2 separate regions of the Mus musculus genome follow, and region 1 is linked to region 2. Evidence: chromatin loops called from intact Hi-C (ENCODE). Cell type or tissue: heart. All regions are shown on one strand. Each heading gives the region's core, and the rest is flanking DNA. Links, peaks and the distances in the headings are about the cores only.

Evidence for each region. A loop is a pair of places that touch in the nucleus more often than their neighbours do. Peaks named below come from ENCODE experiments on the same cell type or tissue, not always from the same donor. Only the 100,000 strongest peaks of a DNase experiment are listed, where the experiment ranks them.
Region 1: a loop joins it to region 2, with 6 times the contacts of the local background. A loop is called at or near these places in 8 of 42 quality-filtered maps.

The regions. Positions count from the first base shown.
Region 1 is chr3:145,946,172-145,956,460 of GRCm38, forward strand. No RefSeq gene overlaps it. Among named protein-coding and RNA genes, the nearest start is that of 2410004B18Rik, 13 kb to the left of the region's middle. In heart, for the core only: a CTCF peak has its summit at 4,007; DNase peaks (open chromatin) are centred at 4,090, 5,380 and 5,810; H3K4me3 peaks cover 784 bases; H3K27ac peaks cover 3,456 bases.
Region 2 is chr3:146,069,106-146,077,105 of GRCm38, forward strand. It overlaps Wdr63 (WD repeat domain 63), which reads right to left. Exons shown (of 23, transcript NM_172864.3): 11 at 1,554-1,643. Among named protein-coding and RNA genes, the nearest start is that of Wdr63, 35 kb to the right of the region's middle. In heart, for the core only: a CTCF peak has its summit at 3,897 (motif pointing left); no DNase peak of the experiment used is centred there.

The sequences.
Region 1 (10,289 bases), core at 974-8,973, 120 kb before region 2:
ACAGACAGATAATGTAGGCATGTAGTGTATGTCTGTCTGTCTGTACGTGTGTGTGTGTGTGTGTGTGTGTGTGTGTGTGTGTGTGTGTGTGTGTGGTGTGTGTGTGCACTTGCGCATGTGCATTCAGCATTTCACTTGTTTGCTTGAGGCAATGATGGGTATCAAACCCAGGGATGCACATTTATGTGCAAGGAGCTATGCCACCCAGCCCTCACTGTGTCTCGAAAAGTCTCCAGGTAGCCACAACCTTTCCTTGAAAGCTGTTCGGTTTCCTCTTTCATTTCTAATTATGGCTTGTGTTTTAAAATCATAGCACCTAGACACCAGCACCCACGGGACGTATGAGAGCAGCCTTCCCACAACTGATGCTGTCTCTGGTGTGAGCATTGCTTTGCTTTTTTAGGCTCATGAAATGACAGGCTTAGAAGCCAGACTTGGAATGCCACTTCCTGCAGGTCTGTAGTGCTCTGCTCCACGGGGTCTGGAACTCCCTCTTTGCCTGTTTACCATTTCCTGAAAAAGGGAAAGGAACAGAGGAGTTGATGCCATGTGTACCATTGAAGAAAGAGAGCTATTCTCCTGGCCCAATTACCTCCCTCTACTCCTAAAGGAGACTCCCATCCTAGCAACCCGCTGTGGCAAGCCTTGCAGTTTTGGATTCCTGTTTTAAATTTAGAACTCCACTCCACAGGAAAGTGCCATGGGATAACTAAACAATCACTTCCAAGTGAGGAAGTGACTGGCAGCAAAGGACAAGCAAGCCGATGTGGGAGTAACTCTAGGGTGTCAGTACTTGGGAAATTTTAAACCCCTGGTTGCTTTTTTCCTATTTTTCACTTTCAAGATACAAACACACACACACACACACACACACACACACACACACCACACACACACACTCACACACACACAGACACACACACAGAGACACACAGACACACACACACAGACACACACAGACACACACACAGAGAGAGACACAGACACACACACACACCCCTGTGCCCTGTGGCTTTCTTACTACCCACAGGAAGTTCCCATCATTCCTCATCACGTTTAGCCTTGAGGCCTAACACTAACAAGAATGAAGTGGTCCAAGCCGGGGCGGTGGTGGCACACACCTTCAATCCCAGCACTCTGAAGTCAGAGGCAGGTGGATCTCTGAGTTCAAGGACAGCCTGGTCTACAGAGTGAGTTCCAGGACAGCCAGGGCTACACAGAGAAACCCTGTCTTGAAAAACTGAAAGAAAAAGAAAAGAAAAGAAAAGAAAAGAAAAGAAAAGAAAAGAAAAGAAAAGAAAAGAAATGTGGCCCAAGAGCCCTGCCATAGAATTTCTTCCATACATCTGGAGCCTGCATGTCAAGTTTGTAAGACAGCTCACCCTACCCTCTCCTTCCTCCTCCTGATTGCTTTTATCCCTCCTCCCCTTCTCCTCCAGCTCCTCCTCTCTGCATACTTCTCTCACTCCTCCCTCCTTCCCACTCCTCCCTCTTCCTCCTCATCCTTCAATTCAGCTTAATTACTTGAGTTCCCCGAAGCTCCCTGCCCTGCTGTCCCTCCATTAACAAACTAATTAGTGCAATTATCTGTGCCGTCTGAGGCTACAGATCAGTTGAAGCCTGTCATTGAGGTTAACAAATGAGAGGGTTAATTTTTCCTGAATGCTCCATAGTTGGGAAAGAAAATAATAAGCCCTTGTATTTGTGCTTTTGCGTTTTCAAGCTCCCTTCCCGTGCCTGGCTGCCACCCAGAAGAGGGGCTTACTGTGGGTTTCCAGGCTGTCTGAACCCCAAAGATAAGTGGCTGAACTCTGAACTACAGCTTGGAGTTCACTACTACACACCAACGGGCTCCCAGACTAGCTGCTTCAGGATGGGAAAGGATTTTGGTGTGTTTGAAAATAGATTTCAGGGCTGGAGAGATGGCTGAGAGGTTAAGAACACTGATTGTTTCCCAGAGGTCCTGAGTTCAAGTCCCAGCAACCACATGGTGGCTCTCAACCATCTGTAATGGGATCGGATGCCCTCTTCTGATCTGTCTGAAGATAGTGATGGTGTACACACAGCATAAAATCAATAAATCTTTAAAAAGAGAGAAAGAAATAGATTTCCAGGTCCTCTGGAGCCAACCAGAGATGCTAACTTAAATAATTCCGTGGTAAATGGCTTTTTCTAGATAAACTGTATTTTTGTGTATTTTAAACTGTCTTAGAGGGTGCTGAATTCGCCCAGTGGGTTCTGGCTGGTTATAAGCTACCTGGCTTTTCTGCTCTTTTTCCACTTATGTTTGCACTGTAACCCTAGAAAGGCGATCTCGTGCCACCCTGGCCAGGGAGCTAAGGCCCAGCTCCTCACTTCATCTGCTTGCCCTGGGAGTTGATTTCAGAGCATACAAGCTGGCACTGAAGAGAGTGGCTTATGGAGCATTCAGATTTTCTTGTTATTTTCAGGATTTCAACTCATTTTCCAATGGGAATTGTGGGAATTTGGTGAGTAGTGAGAGAGAATGTGTATCAGTGGTCTCACAGAAATGTCTCAAGCTAGGGAAACAGCCTGTGTGCCACAGAAGCACACACACAAAGTCTACATGCTTGTGTTTGGGGTTTGCTGTTATTGTTTTCCTACAAATATATTTAGTCTTTTCAAAAACCAGAACATTTACACCCAAAATACACCTTATTATTCCTAAGTCCAGTTGCTTCAATTAATTCTCATTATATCAATGTTAGATATAACATTGTAATATTAATAGTCACAAAAGTTTTCCTGATAATGAAAAATGATAATTGATCACTGTAGATGTTCTAAAAATAGACACAGGACCCTGTTTCGAAAAACCAAAAAAGAAAAGAAAAGAAAAGAAACAGGAAGCAACTATAGGCAGAAAATCTACTATTCTCTTAATTTTCTACATATATCAGGTACATAGATATGCTAGACAAGATCAATATTCTTTTATTTAACATTTAACCTTTTCAGTCCTGCAAGGATTTTTCAAAAATCTATTTTTGGGGTGCTAGAGAGATGGCTCAGCCGTTAAGAGCACTTGCTGCTCTTGCAGACGGCCTAGGTTCTGGTCCCACCACCAATATTGAATGGCTCACAACCATCTGTTCCAGGGACTCTAGCACCTTCTCTGGACTTTGAGGGCACCTGCATGATTATGGTGCACATATATAGATTAGGGCACGTATGCGCACACACATGCATGTACACACACACAAAATGGTTTTAAAACTATTTACAAGTATTCAAGTTCATTGTATCATAATTTATCATTTAGTTACCAGACAATAAAGCTTCTCAAAAAAATTTACCACAATAAATAACACTATAGTGGGCATTTTAAGTCTTTGGTAAGAGTGTTGATCATGAATTTGCCTTTTTTAAGTTTTCAACATGAAATCATAAACGCTTAGAGTTCTTTGATTGGCTTGAATTTGTGCTCCTAACTTCTTCTCCTGTTGGGGGTTGGCGGGACCTCGAGCTTAGTCTCATGGAGCTCAGGTAGTCTTCTAAGTACCTGGTGGAGGATGACCTTAAACTCCTGATCCCCCTGCCTCCACCTCTTCCATTTGAGGGTTATATGAGCCACTATGCCCAGCTTCAGCTAACTTCGTGAGGCTACATTTGAATAACCGCTTTCAATGTTTCTGTGCACCTTGAAATTCTAAATGTTAAGCTTCCTACCACAAACTACCTCTTTGTACCAAGAACGTGGCGTTTCTTCTAGGCCCTCTTTTAGCTCTTCCCAAAAACCATGCTCCTGTTTTTAGACCGCTTCAAAAGCGGCCCTCGTCTGTGCTTCCGTTGAGAACCTGGTCGTTTTGCTTTCGGCAATAGAAATCGATGACTGAAATGGAGGAAAGACAAATTTGGAGTGAAAAGAACACTCCAGAAGAAAAAAAAAAAAAAAAAAAAAAAGCAAGTAAACCGGCCCCTCCCCTCCACTCCCGCAACTTTTATTTTACTAAAACAGGGTGGCAATTAGCAGAGACAAACCTTAGGTGGAGCTAGAGGCTGCTAAAAAACTGGCAACTGCCTGGAGCGCTAGAGCATCCCTTAGATCCGGGTTTTCCTTGCTGCTGGAGGCAGCCTGAGCTACCCCGAGAAGAGAGTACAGGCACTTCTCCCCGCTCCTACAGAAGGATGCCACCTGCTCATCCCGGTTTGAAGGGCTGAGGAAATCTCTCAGCCCCAGCTCCTGATAGAGTCTGTCTGAGGGTTAAAAAGCAGTGCCCAAGAGAGGATCTCTCAGGAGGAGTAACAGGACCCAGTCTCCCTCCTAGCCAGGGAATCACATTTCAGTCGCCTCCGAGCTGGCCGCATCTGTCACACCTGCCTAATTGGCTTATGACATCTGCAGAGCGCAGGAGAGCCTTGCATTTCATATGGGAAGCAGCTGGGGCACTGTGAGTCTGAGGCCAGCTTGAGCTAGAGGGCAGGTTCCAGGCCAGCATGCGCAACAGAGTGAAACTGTCTCTAGAAAACACAAAAATCCTACAACACTCTTGAAGGCAGGAAACAGCAAAAGTCACCATCCTGTCAGAGATAAAACCCGCACGAGTCTTCCTCCTGACCCCTCCCCCAACCCCCATGATGCTTTCTTCTTCACCCGCCCCTTGCCTTATCTTTGAAACATTTTCTTATGAATGAAATTCTCCCAGTTACTGAAGTCGCGATAAAAGCCCCTCCTTAATTGCCCCGACCGGAATGGAAACAGCAGTGTGTTTGTAATGGCTTCCCTGCCATTACAGTGTTATCATGTTGGTTTACAGGACAGCAGTGTATACTTAAAAATCACAATTATTACAATATAAAAGTAGGTGAAATAGGTTTAAATTTGCTCTTTTATTAATACAGGGACTCAATGTGTAGCTCATCACGGCCTCAAACTTCCTTTGTAGCACAGGTTGACCTCAAACTAGGAATTCTCCTGCCTCAGCCTCTCAATGCTTAGTAAGCATCCTAGCTCAGTGCTGGGATTACAGCCACTGCATGTGGCTTAGGAAAATATTTTCCTGACTGTTTGGCTAAATAGAAAATCCAACCTACCTGAGACCCTCAGCCTCAGCCTCAGCACCCCCTTCAGCCCTGAACCCCCTCGGCTTGTTTAACTCTTCCAGGCCGGGAACATGGCTCCCTTTTCAGCACCCTTTAACCACACAATCATGAAGTGCTCATTCACTGACAAGCCCTCTGGGTTTCTCTTCTCCTCAGTTCACTTAAGATAAAAGAAGTTGCAGAGAGAGAGGAGACAGCAGTCTGTCCTCTGACTGTACGTTAAATGTCCCCAAGGGCTCACATGTTGAAAGGCTCAGTCACCAGCCTGTGTCATTACCAGGAAGTGGTGGTGCCTTTAGAAGGCAGGACCTTGTGGAAGGAAATGATGTCACAGGCATTCGTCCTGAAGGGACCCCCCCCCCCCGGGGGTCCAGATCCTTCCTCTCTTTTGCTTCCCAGCCACCGTGAGTTAATGACTTTGCCCCGCCGTGTACTTAGCACCATGATGTTCTACTTCACCACAAGCCCAGAGGACAGGGCCAAGTGACCACCAGCTGAAAACCCTGGACCATGAGCTAAAATGTGCTTTTCTATAAGCCAGCTGCCTCCAGTCTTCTGTCACAGCGATGGAGTCATCTTTACGTTTTCGACTGATTAAGTCCCCTACTCTCAACCCCTCTCTCCTACCACAAAGCGATGCACTGTCTCCTTTTTGTCCTTCCTCCTCCTGTTTTCCCTAAGGTTTCAAAGCCAGAGCCTAGATCCGCCCCCTTCAGTGTCCTCCCCTTTCTGGCTGACTAGAGTGTGGATGTGCTAACCTCCTTTTGGTGACAAGCCCAGGAAAGTGATTCAGAGACACGCTGAGAGATGACTGAGTCCCCGAGAGGGACTGAAGTCCCTGAGTGATGACTATGAAAAGCCAATCAGCCCTGAAAACACGGACTGTTCATTCGCATTAAACTGAGGCTATGGGCTGGGTGTGGTGGCGCACGCCAGGACAGCCAGGGCTACACAGAAAAACCCTGTCTCGAAAACAAACAAACAAAAAAAATGAGGATATGGAGGTGGGGGAGGGGGGATCTTCAATTACTGTAGAGCTTCACTAGGCTTTGGATCCTAGCTTGTTTATTGTATAAAGTGAGGACTTGACCTCGCCAAGGTATGGTTAAGGGGAAGGTTGGTTTTTTTTTTTTTGGTTTGGTTGGTTGGTTTGTTTGTTTTGTTTTGCTTTGCTTTGTTTTGTTGGTTATTTGAGACAGAGTTTCTCTGTGTAGCCCTGGCTGTCCTGGAAGTCACTTTGTAGACCAGGCTGGCCTCGAACTCAGAAATCTGCCTGCCTCTGCCTCCTGAGGGCTGGGATTAAAGGCGTGTGCCATGCCCAGCCCAAGGGGAAGGTTTTTATTGTAGGTATGAGAGAGAGTACAGCCAGAGGCATCTGGAAGAGTCCAGAGTGGGAGAAAATGTCGCACACTGAGTAAGACCAGCAGACTGGATGGACCATGGGCGGTGGGGAGGGGAGTGAGAGAGGGGCAAGAGAGAGGGGCCCAAGAGAAGACAAGAGAGAGAACCAGGAGAGCACAAAGCCAAAATGCCAAGGTTATGTGGGAATGAGCAGCTGGGGGAGGGAAGCCCACAAGCTGGAGACATTTAACAGGGGCCAGGATAAGAAGAGCTGGGAAGACACACAGCTACTTGCTCTACCGAGAGAGTCTAGAGGCCAGCATATGCTTTGACGCCATTTGTCATTCCTGGCAGTGATAAGAAAATGACTCCTTTGGTAGAGGGGAACAGAACAGGGCTCCAGAATTAGGGGCAGTGGATTTTCCTTTGACACTTAGAGAGCATGTCACAGCTACTCTGTGATATCACTCTTGGGGTCTATCCTGTCCCTGGCTAACAGCTAAAGGCTTACGCTCTCCCCGGCCTCGTTTTCTTATCTCTAAATGTTAGACAACCCCAGGAACTATTTTACAACTGGGAGATAGTTCAGGCAAAAGTCCTTTTGTTCCCGCTCTTTCTTTGCCTTCCGTGTGGGTTTAGAAGTACTTAACTGATAAAAGAGTCCCAACGGTTCCTTTATCAGTGTTGGTACTGTGGTTTGACCTTTGTCATGCGTATAAACCTCAACTGTAAGACTCTTTAAATGGACAACATTGATGGAAATTTTTATTATATGCCTTAAACCATCAACGAATTAATGAACAAAAGCCAGGTGTATTCTTGCATGCCTCTAATCCCAGTGTTTTGGAGATGGGGGTAAGGAGATGGGGACTTCAAGGTTGTCTTTCTTAAACTAGCTTAGCCAGTTCAAAGCCAATCTCTGATTCAAAAGTCAAATAAACAAAAATCTAAAACTTACTGTATAATATACATCACCACGAACTGGATGTGCTGTGCTGTGTTAGCTGAGTGGATAAGGTGGAGCCCGTGATTCTTTGCCCATGTCTGGTACTCCTCTCTGATTGGAAGGTAGACAAGTCCCAGCTCTTTTGAAGGCAATCCAGGCCTCATGACTGGCCTCAAGGGCAGTCAGTTAAAAACCATCTGACAGCTGGATGGGAAGTCTCCCTGGTCTCTTCCCCTAAAGCCAGTGCAAGATCTGTTGAGCTGGGTCCTGAAGAGGCTCTGTGGAACACGTTGGCTATGTGGAGTGAGATATAAACCTTTGTTATGTTAGCAGCATTGGTTATGCAGGTATATTCCTTGTCTTTCTCCAACACAGGATGTCATTAGAGTATTTAAGTCTAAAAGTTGCACTGAAAGACCCAGGAGCTAACTATCTGTCACAGTGGGCTGTCTATCACAGTTGACTGTCTATCACATGGTTGTCTGCCATAGTGGACTGTCTATCAGAGTTGACTGTCTATCACAGTGGGCCGTCTATCACAGTGGGCTGTCTATCACAGTTGACTGTCTATCACAATGGGTTGTCTATCATAGTGGACTGTCTATCACAGTGGGCTGTCTATCACAATGGGTTGTCTGCCATAGTGGACGGTCTATCAGAATTGACTGTCTATCACAATGGGTTGTCTGCCATAGTGGACTATCAGAGTTGACTGTCTATCACAATGAGCTGTCTATCACAGTGGGCTGTCTATCACAATGGGCTGTCTATCACAGTGGGCTGTCTATCACAATGGGCTGTCTATCACAGTGGGCTGTTTATCACAGTTGACTGTTTATCACAATGGGTTGTCTGTCATAGTAGGCTGTCTATCACAATTGGCTGTCTATCACAGTGGGCTGTCTATCACAATGGGTTGTCTGCCATAGTGGACTATCAGAGTTGACTGTCTATCACAATGGGCTGTCTATCACAGTGGGCTGTCTATCACAATGGGCTGTCTATCACAGTGGGCTGTTTATCACAGTTGACTGTTTATCACAATGGGTTGTCTGTCATAGTAGGCTGTCTATCACAATTGGCTGTCTATCACAGTGGGCTGTCTATAATATTGGGCTATCTATCACAGTTGACTGTCTATCACAGTGGGCTGTCTATCACATTGGGCTGTCTATCACAGTGGGCTGTCTGTCACAATGGGCTGTCTATCACATTGGGCTGTCTATCACAGTGGGCTGTCTGTCACAATGGGTTGTCTATCACAGTGGGCTATCTATCACAATTGGCTGTCTTTCACAGTGGGCTATCTATCACAATGGGTTGTCTATCACAGTGTGCTGTCTATCACAGTGAGCTGTCTATCACATTGGGCTGTCTATCACAGTGGTCTGTCTATCTTAATGGGCTTTTTATCACGATGAGCACTTTCTAGAATTTTCCATGACACTCTCACTTTTGTTTTTGTTTTTGTTGTTTTGACATAGGATGTTAGTATTTCAAACTGGAAATCCCCCTGCCTCAGCCTACCAAGAGCTACCACCATATTGAGCTCCATGACTGAAATCAGGCCACTAATGCTAACATTCTTTTGAGATTTAGAACATATCAAATGTTTCCTAAGAGCTTCCTATGTATACATGCATCTAGTCCTGCATTTAAAATTATTTTAATTGGAAGGCCAGTGGGCAGAGCTGACTCCCAGACCTGAGTTACCTCATACTCAAAGCAAAACCCAACAGAAATAGCAAAAATAAATGTAACCGACAGCTACAACAAACACCTAACAGCTTCCCACTTTAACTGACCAAGTGTGTTTTCTCTGTCTTACTTCCTTGAACACCTTAAGAAACTTGAAACAAGCTCTCCCACACTGCCCTGCAGTGTGGTTACTCAAGGCTTGTGACTGATGACTTCTGATCAGATCATCCTTGAATGCTCAGTCTTTAAGAGTGGAATGTGCCCAATCTAAGTACATGTATATTCAAAAAATATATTCAATACTTTTTATAACCCCTGAGCAAGGAAGCTGAGAGCCAGAGACAACAAGGAGCTAACACAGAGAAAGCAGTGAAGCCAAGATGTGTCCTTAGGCTACCACACACAAGCTTCAGAGTTACAGTGCTCCTACACAAGGAATATGCACTTAGAATTCATTTCAGCACACCCTGTACGTGGTAGCGTACACCTTTAATCCCAGCACTCAGGATTAGAAAAGTGCAATGTCTTTTTTTTTTTTTTATTTCGAAAATAGATGCTATAGGGACTGAAGAGATGGCTCAGTAATTAAGAGCACTGACTGCTCTTCCAGAGGTCCTGAGTTCAATTCCCAGCAACCACATGGTGGCTCACAACCATTGGTGATGGTATTTGATTCCCTCTCCTGGTGTGCCTGAAGACAGTAACGGTGTATTTACATATATTAAATAAATAAATAAATAAATAAAGTTAAGAAAAGAAAAAGAAAGTAACTACTGATAAACAGAAAAGGGAAAAGCATTCATTCTTATCAGCAAAACAATTATCAGTTATTTTTATAGAACATATTTAACAGGAAAGATTAGATACGTATACTAAGAAAACGAGGGCCAGCAAGACGGCTCAGTGTGTAAGGACACTTTTGTCCAGCCGGATGACCTTACCTCAGACACCAGAACCTACATGGTAGAAAGAGGGAACCAACTCTGATCTCTATGTGTACACTATGGCATGTGTGCACACATATAGACGCACACACACACAAAATAAATAAATAGTTTCGAAAATGTGAAACGTAAAATATGTCTAGAAATTATAGGGGTTTTTTAATGATAAGATTGTTCTAAAGTGAAGAATATAACGTGTTTTAGGTAGAAGAACTTAAATATTACAAAAGTTAATAACTTTTTAAAATTAATTTTATTTTACTTTTTGAGCCAGTGTCTCGTATAACACAAAATAT
Region 2 (8,000 bases), core at 1-8,000:
AATTAACTGCAAGACAAACATCGTGCACTTCCCAGGCTTTGGGGGAGATTTTGTTCCGCTCTGAATCTAGGTACAGCTTGCTTCAGACCTGGGGAGGAACGGACTTTACCCAGATTCTCAAGAATGAAGTACAGACATCCAATCATGGGGGAAGAAAGGCAGACAAATTATCTTAGTTCCTGACCCAGAATTTGTATGTTACCAGAGGGTCTTTCTTTTAAAAACAAGAACAAAGTAGAATATACAACAGGAAGCCAGGGCAGTCGTCAGCAGCTAAACAGCATGCCCGAACAAAAAGAAAACATTAACGAAGGCCGATATGGGAGAGCCATGGGTGACTTTATTTTATTATGCCCTTTCCCAAAATACTCTACACCAGTCACACCATTCTTGTTACACATGCAAAGGCACTTTGGGTGTTCTTGGCTTAGCAAATGGCTCTGGGTCATTATTAGGATCTCAGCAGCTGTTGAACAAAAACCATGGGGACATTTGCTTTCCTAATTTTCCTGCTGCTCTGGGGAAATGAAACCTGGAAGCTGCTTCCATAAAAAGCTTAGCTAAGGAAGCTCTTTTAGTCACACGCAGAAAGGCCAGAACCCTTTATTTTGTTTTATTAACTGGGACAAGGTCTCAGGCAGTCCAAGCTGATCTTGGATTGTCTGTGGGGCCAAGGATGACCTTACCACTCTGGATCCTCGTGCCTCTGCCTCCCAAGCGCTAGGAGTGAGATGTGCACCACCACACTGTTTAGGAAGTGCTAGGGATCAAACTTTGCACGCGCTGGGACCCTCTGTGGCTTCATTCTGTACCTTAAGTGATTTTTCCAATAGCCAAGCGCACTGGATCGAAATGACCTGAAGCTTAGCTCATTAGAACGGCTTTAGAGGTTTGTATTTTTGCTTCCCCAATACAACAATATTGGAGGGCAGAATCTCAATGTGGCAGAAGTTAGATATCTTAGAAGAAAAACCAAGCAGACGTGGTACCAAGCACATCCAACTTTGATGATGTGTATTTCCCACTAAACTTCTATTTGGATTCTATATTATTTCATAACTCATAAATAGCTTCAGGGAAATTCCAGCAATGGTCTCTTATGAGAGGTAATGATGTTTGCAGCTTGCAACATTGGTTAATGTTTATTGTCAGATTGACGTAAACTAGAGTCATTTTGGTAAGAGGGGAACCTAGGAGTTGATTAGGTCAGAGTGGCCCGTGCGTATGTCTACGGGCATTTTTTTGATTGCTAATTGATGTAAAATGGCACAGACCACTGTGGGAGGCCCCACCTTAGGCAGGCGGGTCTGGGTTGTGTAAATGAAAGAAATAGAGTCGGCTGAGTCTGGTTATTCTGGCTGAATTATCCTGTGAGCACCTCCAGTTCCAAACCCATGTCTGATGCATGCACCTTTCTACCCAAGTTCTGGCATAGTGATTAACATATGGCCAACATGCCTTCTCTGTGCCACACTGAACACTTAAGTTCTAAAGCTACCGGCATCAAGGTGCCTTACAGCATTAGTAAACATATAAAGACAATTCCTAAGTACCTGTCCGTTAATGCAGCCTCCGGCGATGATATTGGGGTCACTTGGACAGAACTCGAAGCAGAAGATGTCATCCGGGCTCTCCAGCATCAACTAATGTCAACCCCACAAATAAAAGAAGGTATGAAATAATATTGAGATGGGCAGAAGGCTAATTCTGTAGCTGTCTATAGGCAACGCTCATCTGAGGCAGCCCTCAGTCAGACCTCTGGGGTTGAAGGCCCTTTTGTTGAATTTTATCACTGACATTGGTTCCGTCTATGAGACTCGGTGTCTCTCTCTGGGATCTAGTCCTTCCATCACCCACCCAAGGATTATACAATTATTGGGGACATGCTCTCCTACGTCAAACAAAAGACTATGAAGTTGGTGTTTCTGAGGAATGCAGAGGATAAGCTCTGAGGGAGGAGGAGGTATTTGTCTTTCTTCTTTATATCTTTACTCAGGCATCCAGTGGGCAGGCAAACAGAAAACTCACTGAATGGGAGAACCCGGAAGTAATGGTGGTAAATATTTCAAGGTTCTTCCAGACAGGTTTTCTCTGTGTAACGTTTCCTGTCCTGGAACTCACGCTGTAGATCAGGTTGGCCTTGAACTGAGAGATCCACCTGCCTCTTCCTCTTGAGTGCTGGGATTAAGGGCGTGCACCACCACAGCCTAGCTAATATTTCAAGTTTTAAAACAATATGACATACAGCAGATGAAAACTGTGCGTGAAGGAATCACCACTTTAATATTACACCAAGCAAGGCACACAGCGACTGTTCTCCACCCACAGCACCAAAAGACAAAGTTTTCCCACTGGGCTTTTTATCCTTTTTTTGAGAAGGGTCCCTCTATGTACTTTAGGCTGTGTATGAACTAACTGTGTAGTCCAGGCTGGATGAGAACTCAGAGATCCACCTACCCCTTGCTCCCAAGTGCTGGGATTAAAGGTGTGCAACACCCCTCCTGGCCCAACTGGATTTTTCAACTGAGCTTGCGTGAGTTATTTTAGTTTACAGCACTTTTTGGATTTTAGACATCTTTACTTTTGAAAGTAAAAATACTAAAGCTATAATGATTTTGATTAGAAAACATAGATCACTTTTATTATCTCTTAAAAATTATCTTCTTTCTTGTATGTGCATAAGTGTGTGTGTGCATAAACATATGTGTGTGGAATGTGTATATGTGTGTGAGTGGTGTATGTAACTTCGTAACTATGTGTGTGTGTATTTATAAGTGTGTATGAGTGTGTGTTTGTATGTGTGTATGTTTATGTGTGTGTCCATGTGTTTGTATGTTCATAAGTATGTGTATGTGTGTGAGTGGTGTGTGTGCATGTGTATGTGTGTATTTGTAAGTGTACATTGTGTGTGTGTGTGCAGGTCAGAGGGTGATGACAAGTGTCTTCATTGATCATTCTCCAGCCTGCCTTTTGAGACAGGGTCTCTCACTTGAACCCAGAGCCAGCCAATCCGGCTAGTTTAGCTATCTTTAGTTACCCAACTTGCCCCATGGTCCCCTGCCTCTGCCTCCAGAGCATCTGGGCTCAGTTCTTCACCCTCACACACCTGCTTTGCCCACAGGGACAGCTCCGTAGCTCATGCTTGTCTTTTTAAAGCTTATCTTTTAAAAATAGAGGTAAACAAAGTTTTCTTTAGCATCCTAACAGCCTAGGCCTTTGGCCACACTTCCACGGCAGAGTGGAGAGAAGCCCTCCTGCACAGAAGCACCAGGACATTGCCCTCTCTGGGGAGAAAGAGAGGGGGAGGGGGAGGAGGAAAGGGAGGGAGAGGGAGAGGGAGAGGGAGAGAAAGGCATAGTTTGTGGTTTAAAAAAAAGTAAAGGGCCACAGAACTACCATGTGGATCTCTGCATCTAGAGTAAAACATAGCCCACCCACTAGGACGAAACGGCCCTGAACCAGACACAGTGAGGAAAGGAGGTGGATCTCCTTAGGGGAAGTCTTAGCTCTGCAATAATTAAGGACCTCGGAGGAATGACAAGTGTAATTAGTCAATGACAAGTGTAATATAACACTAATAACATCTCAAAGTAAGAACTGTTACTGAGCAGAAAATGGAAACAAGAAATGAACCCAGCCCTGTCTCGTTTTACGTGGCTTGACGTGGGGTTTGGTTTGAATGTGTGTGTGAGTGTGTAGGTGTGCATGCTTGTGTGAGGGTGTCTTAGTTAAACTATTTGAGATTTGGAGAATGAAATACACAGTTACAACTTAGCTCAGATTCCCTTGATGATGGGCTGCCCCGAGCCTAGGGCTGAAGAAAAGATCCTTCTGGGATCACTGTTTCCTTACTCTCCTGCACAGTCATTTTTACTCTCTACTACCCCCTACTGGCAAACCTTAGATTTGAGCAAATTCTTAGGAAAATAAAAATCTATGAGCGTTTGAATACCACAATATCTAAATACAGTCCATGTGTGCACACGCGCGCATGCACATGTGCACATATGTTCAGTTGCATGCATATATACGTGTAGGCTAGAGGTCCGGTTTCTTCTTCACTTACTTTTTTTTTTTTACTGTTTTTTTTTAATTAGGTATTTTCCTCGTTTACATTTTCAATGCTATCCCAAAGGTCCCCCATACCCACCCCCCCAATCCCCTACCCACCCACTCCCCCTTTTTGGCCCTGGCTTTTTGTTCCCCTGTACTGGGGCATCTAAAGTTGGCAAGTCCAATGGGCCTCTCTTTGCAGTGATGGCCGACTAGGCCATCTTTTGATACATATGCAGCTAAAGACAAGAGCTCCCAGGTACTGGTTAGTTCATATTGTTGTTCCACCTATAGGGTTGCAGTTCCCTTTAGCTCCTTGGGTAATATCTCTAGCTCCTGCATTGGGGGCCGTGTGACCCATCCAATAGCTGACTGTGATCATCCACTTCTGTATTTGCTAGGCCCCGGCATAGTCTCACAAGAGAGAGCTATATCTGGGTCCTTTCAGCAAAATTTTGCTAGTGTGTGCAATGGTGTCAGCGTTTGGAAGCTGATTATGAGATGGATCCCTGCATATGGCAATCACTAGATGGTCCATCTTTTTGTCACAGCTCCAAATTTTGTCTCTGTAACTCCTTCCATGGGTGTTTTGTTCCCATTTCTAGGAAGGGGTAGAGTGTCCACACTTTGGTCTTCCTTCTTCTTGAATTTCATGCGTTTAGCAAGTTGTATCTTATATCTTGGGTATCCTAAGTTTCTGGGCTAATAGCCACTTATCAGTGAGTACATATTGTGTGAGTTCCTTTGTGATTGGGTTACCTCACTCAGGATGATGCCCTCCAGGTCCATCCATTTGCCTAGGAATTTCATAAATTCATTTTTTTTAATAGCTGAGTAGTATTCCATTGTGTAAATGTACTACATTTTCTGTATCCATTCCTCTGTTGCGGGGCATCTGGGTTCTTTCCAGCTTCTGGCTATTATAAATAAGGCTGCTTGAACATAGTGGAGCATGTGTCCTTCTTACCGGTTGGGACATCTTCTGGATATATGCCCAGGAGAGGTATTGCGGGATCCTCCGGGGGTACTATGTCCAATTTTCTGAGGAACCGCCAGACTGATTTCCAGAGTGGTTGTACAAGCTGGCAATCCCACCAACAATGGGATTTCTTCACATCCTCACCAGCATCTACTGTCACCTGAGTTTTTGATCTTAGCCATTCTGACTGGAGTAAAGTGGAATCTCAGGGTTGCTTTGATTTGCATTTCCCTGATGATTAAGGATTTTTTCAGGTGTTTCTCTGCCATTCGGTATTCCTCAGGTGAGAATTCTTTGTTCAGCTCTGAGCCCCATTTTTTAATGGGGTTATTTGATTTTCTGGAGTCCACCTTCTTGAGTTCTTTATATATATTGGATATTAGTCCCCTATCCGATTTGGGATAGGTAAAGATCCTTTCCCAATCTGTTGGTGGCCTTTTTGTCTTATTGACGGTGTCTTTTGCTTTGCAGAAGCTTTGCAATTTTATGAGGTCCCATTTATCGATTCTCGATCTTGCAGCACAAGCCATTGCTGTTCTATTCAGGAATTTCCCCCCTGTACCCATGTCTTCAAGACTTTTCCCTACTTTCTCCTCTATAAGTTTCAGTGTCTCTGGTTTTATGTGGAGTTCCTTAATCCACTTAGATTTGACCTTAGTACAAGGAGATAGAAATGGATCAATTCGCATTCTTCTACATGATAACCGCCAATTGTGCCAGCACCATTTGTTGAAAATGCTGTCTTTTTTCCACTGGATGGTTTTAGCTCCCTTGTCAAAGATCAAGTGACCATAGGTGTGTGGGTTCATCTCTGGGTCTTCAATTCTGTTCCATTGGTCTACTTATCTGTCACTATACCAGTACCATGCAGTTTTTATCACAATTGCTCTGTAGTACAGTTTTAGGTCCAGTATGTTGATTCCACCAGAGGTTCTTTTATCCTTAAGAAGAGTTTTTGCTATCCTAGGTTTTTTGTTATTCCAGATGAATCTGCCGATTGCCCTTTCTAATTCGTTGAAGAATTGAGTTGGAATTTTGATGGTGATTGCATTGAATCTGTAGATTGCTTTTGGCAAGATAGCCATTTTTACAATGTTGATCCTGCCAATCCATGAGCATGGGAGATCTTTCCATCTTCTGAGATCTTCTTTAATTTCTTTCTTCAGAGACTTGAAGTTCTTATCATACAGATCTTTCACTTCCTTAGTTAAGAGTCATGCCAAGGCATTTTATATTATTTGTGACTATTGAGAAGGGTGTTGTTTCCCTAATTTCTTTCTCAGCCTGTTTATCCTTTGTGTACAGAAAGGCCATTGACTTGTTTGAGTTAATTTTATATCCGGCTACTTCATTGAAGCTGTTTATCAGGCTTAGGAGTTCTCTGGTGGAATTTTTAGGGTCACTTATATATACTATCATATCATCTGCAAAAAGTGATATTTTGACTTCTTCCTTTCCAATTTGTATCCCCTTGATCTTCTTTTGTTGTCTAATTGCTCTGGCTAGGACTTCAAGTACAATGTTGAATAGGTAGGGCGAGAGTGGATAGCCTTGTCTAGTCCCTGATTTTAGTGGGATTGCTTCCAGCTTTTCACCATTTACTTTGATGTTAGCTATTGGTTTGCTGTAGATTGTTTTTATCATGTTTAGGTATGGGCCTTGAATTCCTGATCTTTCCAAGACTTTTATCATGAATGGGTGTTGGATTGTGTCAAATGCTTTCTCAGCATCTAACGAGATGATCATGTGGTTTTTGTCTTTGAGTTTGTTTATATAATGGATTACGTTGATGGATTTCTGTATATTGAACCATCCCTGCATCCCTGGGATGAAACCTACTTGGTCAGGATGGATGATTGTTTTGATGTGTTCTTGGATTCGGTTAGCAAGAACTTTATTGAGGATTTTTGCATCGATATTCATAAGGGAAATTGGTCTGAAGTTCTCTATCTTTGTTGGTTCTTTTCGTGTTTTAGGTATCAGAGTAGTTGTGGTTTCATAGAATGAGTTGGGTAGAGTACCTTCCATTTCTATTTTGTGGAATAGTTTGTGAAGAACTGGAATTAGGTCTTCTTTGAAGGTCTGATAGAACTCTGCACTAAACCCATCTGGTCCTGGGCTTTTTTTTGTTTGGGAGACTATTAATGACTGCTTCTATTTCTTTAGGGGATATAGGACTGTTTAGATCATTAACCTGATCTTGATTTACCTTTGGTACCTGGTATCTGTCTAGAAACTTGTCCATTTCATCCAGGTTTTCCAGTTTTGTTGAGTATAGCCTTTTGTAGAAGAATCTGATAGTGTTTTGGATTTCTTCAGGATCTGTTGTTATGTTTCCCTTTTCATTTCTTATTTTGTTAATTAGGATGCTTTCCCTTTGCCCTTTAGTGAGTCTGGCTAAGGGTTTATCTATCTTGTTGATTTTCTCAAAGAACCAGCTCCTTGATTGGTTGATTCTTTGAATAGTTCTTCTTGTTTCCACTTGGTTGATTTCACCCCTGAGTTTGATTATTTCCTGCCTTCTACTCCTCTTGGGTGAATTTGCTTCCTTTTGTTCTAGAGCTTTTAGGTGTGTTGTCAAGCTGCTAATGTGTGCTCTCTCTAGTTTCTTTTTGGAGGCACTCAGAGCTATGAGTTTTCCTCTTAGAAATGCTTTCATTTTGTCCCACAAGTTTGGGTATGTTGTGGCTTCATTTTCATTAAACTCCAAAAAGTCCTTAATTTCTTTCTTTATTCCTTCCTTGACCAAGGTATCATTGAGAAGAGTGTTGTTCCATTTCCACGTGAATGTTGGCTTTCTATTATTTATTTTGTTATTGAAGATCAGCTTTATTCCATGGTGATCTGATAGGATGCATGGGACAATTTCAATATTTTTGTATATGTTGAGGCTTGTATTGTGACCAATTATGTGGTCAATTTTGGAGAAGGTACCATGAGGTGCTGAGAAGGTATATCCTTTTGTTTT